Regions from separate parts of the Homo sapiens genome. Here region 1 is linked to region 2. The links are chromatin contacts, found by Hi-C or POLR2A ChIA-PET in ENCODE. All regions are on one chromosome and are shown on one strand. Each heading gives the region's core, a stretch centred on a gene start or an enhancer-like site at or near the end of the contact. The rest is flanking DNA. Distances are from core to core; before and after follow the strand shown.

Evidence for each region. Hi-C counts contacts between places; a loop is a spot of excess contacts on that map. ChIA-PET counts read pairs that join two places held with the same protein, here RNA polymerase II (POLR2A). Pooled maps may share reads with other maps.
Region 1: a loop to region 2 is called in a map of natural killer cell, with 4 times the contacts of the local background. The contact joins two enhancer-like sites. A Hi-C loop is called at or near these places in 3 of 168 maps with a recorded cell type or tissue (CD8-positive, alpha-beta T cell, colonic mucosa and natural killer cell) and 3 of 50 pooled maps. POLR2A ChIA-PET finds 5 or more read pairs at or near these places in 2 of 52 experiments (PC-3 and Panc1).

What each region holds. Positions count from the first base shown.
Region 1 is chr18:22,337,239-22,344,085 of GRCh38, forward strand. No RefSeq gene overlaps it. Among named protein-coding and RNA genes, the nearest start is that of CTAGE1, 77 kb to the right of the region's middle. Within about 2 kb of position 5,598, at least 9 of the 41 ENCODE cell types and tissues checked have a DNase peak (open chromatin) inside an H3K27ac peak, as active enhancers do.
Region 2 is chr18:22,237,618-22,245,081 of GRCh38, forward strand. It overlaps LOC105372018 (a long non-coding RNA gene), which reads right to left. Exons shown (of 3, transcript XR_001753369.2): 2 at 6,353-6,567; 3 at 5,315-5,415. Among named protein-coding and RNA genes, the nearest start is that of GATA6, 72 kb to the left of the region's middle. Within about 2 kb of position 4,599, at least 4 of the 41 ENCODE cell types and tissues checked have a DNase peak (open chromatin) inside an H3K27ac peak, as active enhancers do.

The DNA.
Region 1 (6,847 bases), core at 4,348-6,847, 100 kb after region 2:
ACCCCACACCCCTCTTCAAAGAAAACTGCAACCGATAAAAGTTTCTTTTAGCAACACAGAGAATGTCACAAGGTCCTACATGATTAAATGCCCAATGGTTGGTGCAGACAGAAATTGAGAGGAGGAAGAGATGCTACTAGTGGAGTCAGCCTGGGAGGAAGGACATCATGGAGAAGGGAGAGAGAAAACAGTGATGAAACTGGAGCAATTGCATAATTTGGCTGGTGCCATGGAGATGCATATATCACAGCTCTTCAACACAGGACTCAAACCTCCAGGGACAACTTTGAATTTGATCTGCAGCCTCCAGAGCTTGGGGGCACCTCCCAGGGGATGCAGCTACATAAGTGGTGAACTCTACCCCTCAGCTGGCCATCCAGGGACACGTGCGTTGGTGGACCACATGAGACCCTTTGGAAAGCCCCAACTGGTTGCCAGATCGCCTGAGAATTCCAACTCCTACTCTAATATTCAGAGCTGCTACTCGTGATGATAGTGGTGTATCCCTTTTGATGTTAAGTGCATACCAACCCCTTCCTAAGAGTTCCTTCCCTGCTCCTTCCTGCGGTTTCTGTTTCCTCCCTGAGGCTGGGGCACCAGTACCTGCCCACACCATCAGCACAAGTGTCACTTCCTTGCCCAGATGAAAGGGAGTCTGCTTCTGTCTTTTAGTTTAAGAACAGAAATGGGTTGCTATTTTTAGCTTTGCATGGGAAAATCCAAGGGAGCATGGAGAAAATGGATCAGCCAGATCAGCCAAAAATCTTTTCTGGGGCAGCTGCCATCTCAGCTGATATGGAGCAAAAGAGGAGAGAAGGGAGGTAGAGATGTCTCAGTCACTCCATTAAACACTGCAAGGCCCTCCCTAGAGCACCCTGGTCATTAGGGAAAGTGTGGAACTGAATCATTCTTGGTAAGGCAGACATTCTTTGCCTGCTATAGGCAATGAGGAAGGACAAGAAAGGCAGAGATGAGAGATGTGTTGTTCTCCCAAAACAGTGAATCCAATCAGCAAGGGGTTTAGAGATGGGTGGCCTGTAAATGGGCTCAAGGGAGGATGGGAGGTGGCCCAGGGGAGGGGTCCAGTTACAGGTGATAAAAAGAAGCCCGATCAGACAGATAGAAGGTTTGGGGATGGGGGACTGGAGGCAGGCCAAGCAATCTGTCCCCATCAAAGAGCAAAGGGAGTAGGTAGAGCCCAGAGAGAGGCACAGAGACAGGGTGGGGATGGGAAGAGGAGAACCAAGGAGGTGCTCTGTGTGTTAGGTAGTGGGGGTCCCGGAGCCTGCAGGTGGGAACTGTCTCCAGCTATTGGGATGAAATAGGGGGCAACTTTAAGCCTTAGAGGAAAGGGTAAAGCAGGGTAGGCACTGCCAGAAGAAATCACGTGCCAGGCTATTGATTTGGTCTTGGAGAGGCAGCATGACTTATTAGAGTGTGAGCTTTTAGGCAGACCTGGGATCAGATTCCTATTATGATTCTTATTAGCCAAGTGAGCTTGAGCAAATTGCTGAGCCCCTCTCTACCTCAGCTTGCCCATCCATATCTTGCAGGATGAGGGCAGTTGTCTTCAAATGGCTTTACCAGAATTAGACTTATGGAGAGCGTTGTGCTTTGTGGGAAAGCTGTGTTGTCCTGTGCTGACGCCCCAAGACACTGGTGGCAGGGGACGGTAGGGTCTGTGCAGGGTGCATTGTGTCCTCTCTTCTTGATCCTTCAAATATTCAAGGCTTCTAAACGATTTGGTGTGAAGGAATCTTTTGTGATCACCAGAGGAAGGGCTCAAGGCTGTGTCAGGATTGACTTTGGACAAAGAGGCAGTAGCTACACATGAACGGAGGCAGGGCACATCCGGCTTCCAAGTTACAGGCAACAAAGGGATGAATGATAGCAGCCTCTTCGAGGAGCATCTGTGAGGAGAGGTGGGCCTAGTGCCCTCAGCCAAGTGCCTGGCATGACGTTGGCACTAAGTAAATCAGAGTTACTCACTAGCCATGGAAGCCGACCCACAGGAGTTAGAGGGAAATCCACTGTCTGGCTTCTAGGAGGGGCTCTGGGCACTCCCACAAAGAATGAAGTGGAAGCCCATATAGGGACCTAGGGCTAGGTGGGGTGAGTCAGTTCCGGGACCACCCCATGCTGAGTCTGACCAACCCCAGCCCAGGACCAGGCTGTGTGTAGAGCGAGGGGCATGGCTTTGCCACCTGCAACAGCATGTGGGCACATATGCTGCTTCTAATCTTTCTTGAATTTGATGCCAGATTAGGAAAAAAAAATGATGACTACTTTATTGGATGCCGGATTGGGAAAAAAATTATAACTACCTGAAAATGATTTAAATGTTCACGTATTAAAACCAAACCTATGGGATTAAATAGACATTTAATCCCTCAGAAATTTCTAGTTGTTTCTCATTGGAGGGACACCGGGGCAAAGTTTTATTTTTCCTTTTGGTTTATTTAAAGCCCTTATTTTCAAGTTTTTAATTAAACTTTCTCATTTCTTTTAATGGGGCAATGTAGCAATGTGAAATATTGAAATGTAAACCTAAGGTTGAAGGTCACAAAGAATAATGTGCAAATGATTTCATACGATTCCCAGCACGATTAACTGCAGAAAGCCACCCTGCAGCAGGCTGGGGTTTCTCCTCTCCACTTGGAAACTTTGGAAACTTTTTCCTTTGATAAATACCTGCCACAGGAAATTAGGCTTACTGATCTTTTACAACTTTATCTTTTTAAAAATGTAAATAGACACACCCCAAACATAATTTTCTCCCTCCAAGTGCATTTGGAGAGCCTGCTGCATTCTTGTGAAAGCTGGAACTGTATCCCATGCCATCCTTTCCCTGACACGTTCTGTCCCTGAATGAGGTTATCTTCCTCCCAGCATGCAATGAGGCCACAGGATGACAGTCACAAGCATCAGGCTTTGAATTCATGGGGTTGGCGATGGGCTCCTTCTTGAATGTGAAAAATTAAACATCTCTTTTTTATTAGAAATCTCCCATCAGGGTTGGAACTTTTCCGAGTGTATGCCCTTAACTCTGAGGAGCCCGGCTATGATGGAAATAGCGTGTGTGTGAATGGCTGGGCTGAAGTGTGACAGGTGTTACTGCTTCCAGCGCAATGCTTATTGTTGTCATGAGCTTTGGGAACCCTGTCTGGCATAGGTGGGCTTCCCCAGATGGAGACTCTGACACAGGGACAGTCATGCAGATTATTTTTCTATGAGTGCTCCCATGAAAGACCAGCAGACATGAGCAACATGAGACAGGCCAGGGAAGGGGCCCAGCAAGGGGGTGACACGAAGCAAAGTCCTGCAGCAGAGCTCCGAGAACAGGGCAGGTCATGCATCCCTGTCATCAGCTCTTGGGTAGGGGATGGAGAATTTAATCCTCCCCTGGGGGGCTGCAAATTCCCAGGCCCATCCTGTGTGCAGATACAGTGGGCTCTGGCATCTGGGGGCAGCCTCCTACTGAGACAGCCCTGCCAGCTGTGGGGACAGACGGCACTGGGAAATGGCCACTAGAAGCAGGTGCTCAGTGACGGCCACCCCTTCCCAAAAGGGAGACAGCTGGGCCTCTGTGTGACTCTCATGTCTCTTCATGTCTCCAGAAGTGTCTCATTTGTTTCAAGATATGAGCAAACACTACTTCAACTTACAGACAGAAGAAGAAATTGCTGACACCAAGTAGTAGCCAGCTCCACTGGAATCTGCTATCTTGTTGTTAAAAGAGCGTTCAAGGCCGGGCAGAGTGGCTCACGTCTGTAAACCCAGCAATTTGGGAGGCCGAGGTAGGCGGATCACTTGAGGTCAGGAGTTCAAGACCAGCCTGGCCATCATGGTGAAACACCGTCTCTGCTAAAAATACAAAAATTAGCCGGGCGTGGTGGAGGGCACCTGTAATCCCAGCTACTTGGGAGGCTGAGGCAGGAGAATGGCTTGAACCCAGGAGGTGGAGGTACGTGCCACTGCACCCCAGCCTGGGCAACAGAGCAAGACTTTGTCTCAAAAAAATAATAAATAAAATAAAATTTTAAAAAATAAAGAGAGTTCAAGATGGCTTGGGCTGGCTAGGTTTCCTCTCTCCTTCTTCAAGGAAGTTCAACCAAATTGGGATGCACTGACTCTGCCCTGGTTCCAGGGAGTGGCTTGCAGATGTTTCTGGCAGCGCTTACTGCCTGTCACCAAGGGTTCTCTCTCACAGGCATTCTCTCTTCCCTTGCTCTCTCACAGTCTTCTCCTCTGCCCTTCCTCCTCTGTAAGCGTGGCATTCCAGGTTCTTCCTGATCCATTCCTGCTTACCCCTCTGCCTTCATCCCACACCACTCCAGGCGCATTTGATGAATGCAGCATACCTGTATAAGCACCTACTTTGTGCCTGCCACTGCTTCTGGCACAGAGATACAGAGGCAAGCAATGTGAATACTATTCCTGCTTCCACAGAGCTTGGGGGCCAGGGTGGAATACAAACAAATAAACAGGTGGTGACAAGGTAGTGTGATAAGTGTCAGGTACCCATGTACAGGGTGCTATGGGAACCAGTAAATGGAATGCCACCTGGACTTGGTGGGCCAGGGATGCTTCCCAGAGGAAGGAACATTTCCTTAGGGACCTGGAAAGTGAGTTGACATGAGCCAGATGAGGGTGGGAGGGTGGGCAGAGTGTTCCAGACAGCATATGCCAAGGCTGAGGCATGAAAGGAAGAGTTCCATATGGTGAGAAGACAGAAGATGTGCTGGGAAGAGGTAGAGAGGGGGCTGGAGGCATAGGCTGAGGCTGGACCCCACAGGGCCTTGGAAGCCAGCTCAGCAAGGCTGCAGAGCCACTAGCAGACCTTTGTAGGCCGACAGGCTTCCTAACCTCTGGGCCTTATCCAGGGATGGGGTCCCTCCAGTTCCAGTGCCCTTGAAATGGCAGGTGACCCATATGCTATAGTGTGTATCACACCACACTCTGAATGCCTGTTTGCTTGCTTGTCTCTCCCATCTGTTCAGTGGGTAAGTTGAGGGCAGGGCTAACTTTCATGCCCAGCATCGAGCACAGGGCCTGGCTCGACCTTGCCAAGGAGGCCACTGGCCTTCCTGGGAGACTGGGGTTTGGGGCCAGCTGCAGACTGGCTGACAAGGAAAGCAATAGGCAGAGAGAGGAGAAGCAGAGAGGGACAGAATATTGAGAGAGCGTGAAGAAGTAGAAAAAGGAAAGGAAATGGAAAATTGCCCTCAGCATTTTGGGCTTCTTAAAGGAAGAGAATAAAAGTATAATTCTTAATTTCTCTCTCTTTCTAATCATCTCTTCCCCCCTCCCCCCCACCCCCGCCTCTCTCTTTCTTTCATTCAGCTGGATCTCCCTATGTTGCCCATGCTGGGCTGGAACTCCTGGGCTCCAGTGATCCTCCTGCCTCAGCCTCCTGAGTGCTGGGATTAGAGGCTGAGCCACTGCACCCAGCTTAAAAGTGCCATTCTTACTACAGCTGGAAGTGAACCACAGCAAATCACCTTCAAAACAAAAGGACACCGAAGATAAGTCAGTGCATAAAAGAACCACAGGCTGAGCCAAGGTAAGAGGCCCTTTAGTGGAGGGCTGAGTAATGGTGGCGACTTGGGCCTCTGCCCATCAGTTAAGAGCATGACTCCTGTGGCTCCTTCAAGCAATCAGGATGGTAAGAACCCACTGCAGAACTGTGGTTTGCTTTTACGGTTTTAATTAAATTAAATTAACTATAATAACCAGGGCTTCTGTGTGTTTCACTTTCCAAATCAAAACGGCCTATTGTAGCTGTCGGGCACAGCGTTTCTGAGCTGAAAATCTAAGTTGCGTGTGTTGGTGCTTTTTTTTTCTTCCTTTACTAGAAGTGCAGGCTGATCTTTTGAGAGCTGAATTACAGTAATAGGAATGGAAATGAGTTACTGATGGCAGCTCTGAATCCCTAATACTGTCACTTCTTCCCATCTGTGCGCCCGAGGCATTGGCCATCATTCTGGGTAAAATGCAGGGCTAGAGCTCCAGCTAGGAGTCAGGAGACTTGAGCTTGAAACCCAGCTGTCTCCTTTATTAGTTTCAAGATCATGGACAAAAAACCTATGGAATAGTCCTAAATCCATAGAGTGGGAATGATGATAATACTTACTTTTCAGGTTATTTGAGGATCAAATGTTGCTCATGCAGCACCAGCTGATGCCAGATATTCCTCAAGGGCTTAACAGACCAACCAGTGATATATGTGAAAAGGTTCACAAAATCCCTCTTGTTTTCTGAGTGGGGAAGGCAAGAGTGCTTTGCTGGGAAAGGGAAAGCCCCTCTGCTCTCCCCATCCACCTTTTGGTAGGTGCCTTTGCCATTAACCCCCCAATAAGTGTTCATTTGCTCCAGGATTACAAGGGGTGTTGCAGGTGGAGCGCTGGTCTAGCTCCCCCAACTCATCGCTGTTGTTCTTGGGCTGAGCTGACATTGCTGCCCTTCACTCTGGCTTTTTAGAGTCAGTTCTGCCCCCATAATGATAAGACTTTCCCTCCCGGGGCCCCTGATGTTTGTTCTCCCCCATGGCCACCTCTTAGGTCTTGCCTGCGTGTGGTTTTCTTCCTCCCAGCATGCAGTGAGGCCACAGGATGACAAACAAGCACCAGGGTTTGAATTCATGGGGTTGGTGGCGGGCTTCTTCTTGAGTGTGAAAAATTAAACATCTTTTTTTTCATTAGAGATCCCCCATGAGGGGGATTATACAGCACTTGCTGTGCTTTCCTTCCTTAGCACCACTGTCTCCACTCAAATCAGCTGTGGCCCCAAATGCTCTGGACCTCACGGTTGATACAAGACAGATACAGCCCTCAGTCCCTTTCCACAT
Region 2 (7,464 bases), core at 3,349-5,848:
TATTCAGGAGGCTGAGGCAGAAGAATCACTTGAACCTGGGAGGTGGAGGTTGCGGTGAGCCGAGATCGCACCATTACACTCCAGCCTGGGTGACAAGAGCGAAACTCCATCTCAAATAAATAAATAAAAGAAAGTTGCTGTGGGCAAGTGCCATGGAAACTCATCCTCCTGTGGAACCCTGTGGGACCTCTTGAAATGCTATGCAAAGTCTACATTGTTCAATATTCCTTTTGTGAGAGTGGGTTCTTGGGAAATCTGAACAGCTCTTTAGTGTTACATGTGGGTCAACACACATCAGAGAGGACAATACCCCGTTTTGGAAATGGGGCAGGTAAAACAAAAAAATTTAAACAGTCTCATCTCTGCACACACCCAAGTGGTGGAGTTTAGGAATATTCTGCAGTTATGCTCTTCCTCTGTAGTTTGCCTTTTTTGTTGCTATTATTTTCCCTTCCAAATAAGCTCTTTTTCCAGGGAGGCCTTAAGAGACAGAGATATTGTCGATCCTCCCCAGACCTAAACCTAAAACCTCTTGGTCTCTCTCCTCCAGAGGGACAGACAGTGGCCCAGGGGGAATGACCAGCAGAGGGGCATCTTCCATCAGTAGAGCTTGGCTCTGATGCCTCTCAGACACGCTGATGGTTTTCGATGAGGGTTGTGGTTTCATCACAGTGTATCAGGGGTGACAGAGTTTCCTGGTCTGGCCAGGGCTGTGCGTACACAACATATCCGTATGCAAAAATCACTGTTCTCATCTTGGCTTCACAGGGACAGTGGGATTACACGCCTTCCCTCATTTCCTCCTTACAACAGTTCTGTGTGGTGGGTACTAGGATTACTTCCATTTTACAGTGAGAAACTGAGGCTGGGAGAAATTCAGGCCACATAACTAGTTGGGTGAATCCCAAATTCACTCTGAGCCCATGGTCTTAACCAGGCACCACATCACGTGTTGTATTTCTAGAGAGGTTTCCTGGCAGCTGAAATATGTGATGAATTAATAATAGGGGTGAGCTTGGGGCCTTGTGTTAATAAATCAAGTTCCAACACCAAGGTGAAATTTTACTTATTAAAGAGCCATTTTTGTGCTTTAAGTCCACTGTCAACATCAATGAACATCTGCACACCGTCGTGCCGTGCACTGTTCTAGGTGCTGAGACCACAGACGTGCCCAAGGCAGACAAAACCCCTCAATTCATCCTGAGTAGCTTATTTTACCAAAAGAAATATGCAGGAATGTCTTTCGGGGCAAGGAAGTGAGAGAGTTTTCCATAGTTAGCATTCTTTCTTGGACTACCTTAACAGACTGATTTCTCTTGTTCTTGAGCAAAGTCAACACCTTGTTTGCCCTCATTTTACTTATCCCCCCACCTCACATCAGAGAACGTGAGCTGGAAGCAGAATTCACCTGCTGTGCTGCTTGCCTTGGAGAAAGTTCATGACAACAAATTCTGAACCAGGGTATTGAGAGAAAGGTGGCAGGAGGGATAGTAGCCCCTCACTGCAGGCACATTGCACCACTGGGCACATTCGTGAGATCATGAATGAATGAATGCACTCATGAATGAAGGATGTGCCTTACCAGGAAGCAGGCAATGGTGAAACACATCCTGAACTTGATAGACTTAAAATGTTTCAGAAGTCATTTATCTCTTCTGAGATTTGCTCAGAAATTTCAACCATCCAGAAGTTTGGTGTGCTGTAGATCAAATAACAAAATGAACAATCTCTTATTATATGACTTTATTGTTTACAGATTTTAACTCACATTACATCCGTTGTGTTTTAGAATTATATGATGTAACCTAAACTGTAAGGGATCATTCCCTCCACACTTTACATAACTTGATTCAATTTCCTTTACCTTATATTAGCAGATTCAAAGAAGCCTTAAGGCGGATAGAACATACATGAATTCAAATTGTTTCCTACTCTATTTTCTCCTGCTTGGCACCTGGGCAGCTTTATTCTGGAAACAAAATCTCTGTCTTTTCTGAAATGAGAGCTGTCTCAGTAACCAACAGGGCACATATGTCCTTGCATCTTTCTTTTGTGTGATCCAAATAGTGACTCTCTCTCTCTCTCTTTATTTTTTTTTGAGATGGAGTCTTACTCTGTCGCCCAGACTGGAGTGCAGTGGTGCAATCTCGGCTCACTGCAACCTTCCCCTCCCAGTTTCAAGCGATTTTCCTGTCTCAGCCTCCCGAGTAGCTGGGATCACGGGAGTGTGCCACCACGCCCAGCTAATTTTTGTTTTTTGTAAAGACGGGATTTTACCATGTTGGCCAGGCTGGTCTTGAACTCCTGACCTCAAGTGATCCACCCTCCTTGGCTTCCCAAAGTGCTGGGATTACAGGTGTGAGCCACTGCGCTTGGCTGATTCTCTCTTAAATATTGAAGATGCCTGGCAGAAAGCCAAACAGTATTACTCAAGTTCCCTAAATCAATGATTAAAGATTTTTAATCTTGTCTTTTGGAATGGCACACTGAAAGTGTAGCCTGTAAGAATGGCAGCCAAGCCTCATGTAGACATGAATTGTGGGGTAACAAAAAGAAAAGTCTTTTCAGCAAAACTGAGTTAATTCTTTTTTTTTTTTTTTTTTGAGATGGAGTCTCACTCTCTTGTCCAGGCTGGAGTGCCGTGGCACAATCTTGGTTCACTGCAAACTTCACCTCCCAGGTTCAAACAATTCTCCTGCCTCAGCCTCCCAAGTAGCTGGGATTACAAGCCTGCACCACCACACCCAGCCATTTTTTTTTTAGTGATACAGGGGTCTCACCATGTTGGCCAAGCTGGTCTCCAACTCCTGACCTCAGGTGATCCACCTACCTCAGCCTTCCAAAGTGCTGGGATTACAGGCATGAGCCTCTGCACTCGGCCTAAAAAAAGAAAAAAACTGAGTTAATTCTTATCTGAGGTTGATTCACAATAGATCTATCAATTTCATCTCTTTCATTACTTAACACATGGCTTACAATACAAAACTATTCTGAAGTCAACTATTTATTGTTTTTGAATTTATTTACCTATTACCTGATAGGGAACCATGGGAACTTAGAACTAGCAAAGGCTTAGGAACACTGTGGTTTATCTCAGGTCTAAATATTGGAGCCCCAAAGGGATCAATATTTTGTCCATAATTGTAGAGATCCTTAAGCGACAGAGCCTGGAATGGACCCCGACTTTCCTGACCCCAACCTGAGGATTCTCCTTCACTAACATGGCAACATCCGCTCCCAGTCATGACTGTGACACTTCCCCTGAAGAGAGAAGCCTCAGGCCACACCGTTTGTGAGGACCAGGCCAGAAAGAAGCCACAGCGCTCCTCCTGGGTGCTTGTCTGAGGTGGTTTCCTTAACTTAGTTAAGAAAAGGAGAGCATTTCCCTTTCCTCCCCATAATGTAAGAGTCATTCATTATCGGAGTAGGGACTGATAGTTTATTTCTAAAATATCTATTGCAGTCATCAAAATCATTATTAGTAGTACATATATTTTACATTTTATAGGATTAACTTGTCATGGCCCTTTCAAGTGCACTATTGTGTCCTAGCTGTGCCTTTGAGTGACAAGTATTGGTGTTCCCATACTACTGGGAAGAAATTTGAAGCCCAGTGTGGTGTTTGCTAATGGTAACATAACCAGCAGGTACGAATAAGCAGGAGGGATGAGCTCTCAGGAACACAGGTCTTTTAATTCCTCTCCTTGACCCATTCATTTATGTGACAGCTTCTGTGACTGAGATGACAGCTAGTTCTGCAACTGTGAGTGGGGAATTGAAATCTCCTGTAATTTATGTTGAAAAAAATCTTGGATGATTTATTCCTGCCAGGCACTCTCTTTGGCCTCTGACCTTCAAAAGTCCTCACCCAAAGGACAGTTTGTGACTGGGTTCCTGTTTGGAAGGTTGTCGCTGAAGGTGTATGCAGTGTGGCTGGAAACAGCACCCCGGCCCTTGGTGGCTGCGCTTGGTTCCCCTTAAGGAAGCTCCTATGCCGTGCTGGGGCCTGGCCTTTAATTCCCAGAGGGCATTAGTGCTAGCGACACCTCACATCACCACTGAGGCACCTGCCTCTGTTGTTCTCATGTGCATTTTCCAAATCCCCAAATCTGTGCGTTTCCAGAAGTTTCTGGAATGGGGAAGATCTCAAGGACTTACTTGTTTTAATGGTTACAAAAGGCTGGTTGGGCCAATTTCCTTAGGGCATGACCTCTCTGGGGAAGAATTCTGCACCCACAAATCACGGATGGAACAAGGAAGTATTTTTATTCATGTGCCCCGTATCCCTTTTTTCTTTTGAGGCGTCCACCAAAGGCTCAGGATTACCTCTCCTGCCTGCTCCTCACCTCAAAGGTAAACAGACCATAAATTCTGCAGTAAAGCAGTGCAAAGGTTTTAAAGGCTGTGTTTACAACCAGGTTTGATCTCTGAAAACTGAACTTTACTCAAGATAGAGAAAAATCCGAGGAAGAAAGGAAAGGGAGAGATAGCTTGCATCGCACAAATCTCTTTTCACCTCATCGGCCCCCAACCTGGGAGACACACATTCCTTGTATTCAGAACCCAGCGTTCTCACCTCTCGACATCTGCCACGCAAGTTAATGGCAGTTGGGTGTTTGCATGGGAGTGCTGCCCACAAAACCTGTTCCTCATGATTAATGATCAGTTAGTTAAGTGTTTCAGGTCTACAGGATGGCTTCTGTGGACAAGAGAGAAGATTCTGAGCTTCAGATATGTTTGTTCTGTCAGGAAGTCTGTCCCTGGACTCAAAGGCCCTCTGAGGACTGAGGGTGGCTCCTGGGAGGTGTCTCCCCAGGGATCGTGACTCCCACCAGGCACCTGGTCCTGCAACCACAAACTAGAAAAGTGGATGCAGAGTAGCTATCAAATCCATTTGCCAAAACCTCCAAAAGCCTGCTCTTCCTGCTTCCAAGCTTGGCAGAAAGATCTTCCTAGGGATAGGCAAGTAGAGGCCATGAGCAGTCCCTGGAAAGAATGAAGGGCCGAACCTGGGAATCTGGGGGTGGCTCGGCCATTTAGGCTCCTTGGGGTGGGGCCATCAATGAAAAAAATATTAAGATGGCTCCTCATGACTACTTCTATCATCTGTCTTGGCAAGAGGATCTGAAATAACATCTACCTTTCCCTTTGTTTTCAATTAGCAGCAGAGTGAGAGCTTGGCCTGCTGACCGCCCCCTTGGCCAGATGAGCCCCCATGGATCCTAGCGGCCCCCATCCCTGCCCTCACTCCAGAGTGCCCTCTCCACCCATAACTGCATGGCTGTGATTAGTTATATAGCTCATTTGGATTCTACTTGCCTTTATTTCTCGCATGTGTTTGCCTTGTCTCCTGCTCTTGATTGTAGATGGCAGAAGTTTAGAATTTTAAGAGTCTCAGGACAGACGGAATCACACCTAATAGCACAGTGAAAGCACAGTGTCTGACTTTGCCTTGTCATTGATTGAGATTTGAGTCTAGAAGTCCCTGAATTTCAGCTGACAAGAAAGGGATGGGCTGGCATGAGAGTCACTCCATGCCCAGTGCTGGGCTGAGGACAGTGGCTGAGCCCACCGGTGGAGTCATCATCCTCTGTAGTCTCCATCGGCCCCTGCAAAGCTACCCAGGAAAAATGATGATCTTAATAACATCTTTTAATCTGGACAATTGCTATTTTTCAATTCAACGTGAAGTCTGAAAGGAACATTATTTTTATTAAACTTAACTCAAAAGTATGCTTGCTATAAAGACGCTCCTTTAAGACAAGTTCCCCAGCTCTCCCCTTTTAACCTTATCCTCTCCCATATGGAAATTCTGATTCCACCAGTGGCTACATCTCTGTGGGTTGCAAAGATGGGAGCTGAGGGGCTCACCATCAAGGAAACTGACCAGGTCAATATTGGTCAATACTGAAACCCTACCACAAGGCCAGCCAATGTCAGAGACAGACATTTTATTTGAAATGTAATAAATTTCAGAGTGTAATAAATAGAGAGGCTGTGACTGATGACTACTTTTTTTCAGAAGTAGATGGAGGTAATTTTGCTGTGCACATTCCGCCAAGCACAGGGTAAATAAATAACACTCAGCAAGTTACGAATTTGTTTAAACAGTGGGTGTCTCACTGGGTGTCAGAATCGTAAATGTATCTGAGGTCCCTTTTATACCATTCTCTGGATATAACAATCCTGATCCCTAACTGCAACATTTTTTTGGATTGCTTTAAACCCAAACTGTCAAGTGACAGACTCAGGAGTGAAAGTTAAGCTTTCAGTATCCAAAAACTCACTCATGCACAATGTAAGCCCCAAACAGTAGTGAGTTCTCAATGAGAACTCCATTTCAATAACTTACCCGACCTGGTCTGCTCCCAGATGACCCACGTGTTGTCTGTAAGGATCTCTCCCAATCTTTCTAATGATCTGTGAGATATGTGTATTTATCTCCATTTTACATGTAAGAGAACGGAGGCTCAGAGGGTAGACGATGTGCCAAGAGCATGAAGCTGCAAAGGCTGCGGCAGTGTCTGCATCCAGGTCCCTTCGACAGCAAAGCTCGTGCTCTTTCCACTACACAATAATGAACACATGGAGTAGGATTTGGCATGTGAGAGAACCAGCTAAGATTCTATGGCAGATATTTTTCTATTTACTTATTTTATTTTATTATTATTATTTCTTGTTTGAGACAGAGTCTCCCTTGCCCACCCAGGCTGGATTGCAGTGGTGCGATCGTGGCTCCCTGCAGCCTCGACCTCCCAGGTTTAAGCGATCCTCCGATCTCAGCCTCCCCAGTAGCTGGGACTACTGTTGTGCACCACCACGCCTGGCTATTTTTTATTTTTATTTTTTCTGTGGAGATGGGGTCTCCACAATGTTGCCTGGGCTGATCTCAAACTCCTGGGCTCAAGTGTTCCTCCTGCCTTGGCCTCCCAAAGTGCAGAGATTACAGGCATGAACCACTGTGCCCAACATCAATTTATTTATTTTAAAAAGGAACAAGAGGAAGAAGGTAGGTCATAAATTGCTTTATCACTTTCTTTTCTTTATCTCTCGTCTCCTTAGCTTTTCAACCCCATTCCAATTCCTCTCTTGATCATCTCAAGTCCTGTGTAAATCCCAAATTTAAAAAAAAATTTATTTAAAAATAATTTTAAACTTGTAGAAATGAGAAAAACCTTATCTCCCTTTCACCCAGATTCCCAAATTGTTAATATTTTGTATTTGCAGGCTGTCTCTCTTGCCCTGTCTCTCTCCATATATATCGTTTATTTATATATATTATACATAGATAAATAATTAATACATAGTCTTTTTCTGAACGATCTGAGAACAAGTTGCTGACATGCTACTCCATCAGCCCTAATTATTCTAGTGTGTATTTCCTCCAAACAGGGACACTCTCTAACACCACCATCATACAACCATCCAAGCCACCTTCCTACATGATCATTTGTTTCTTTTTAA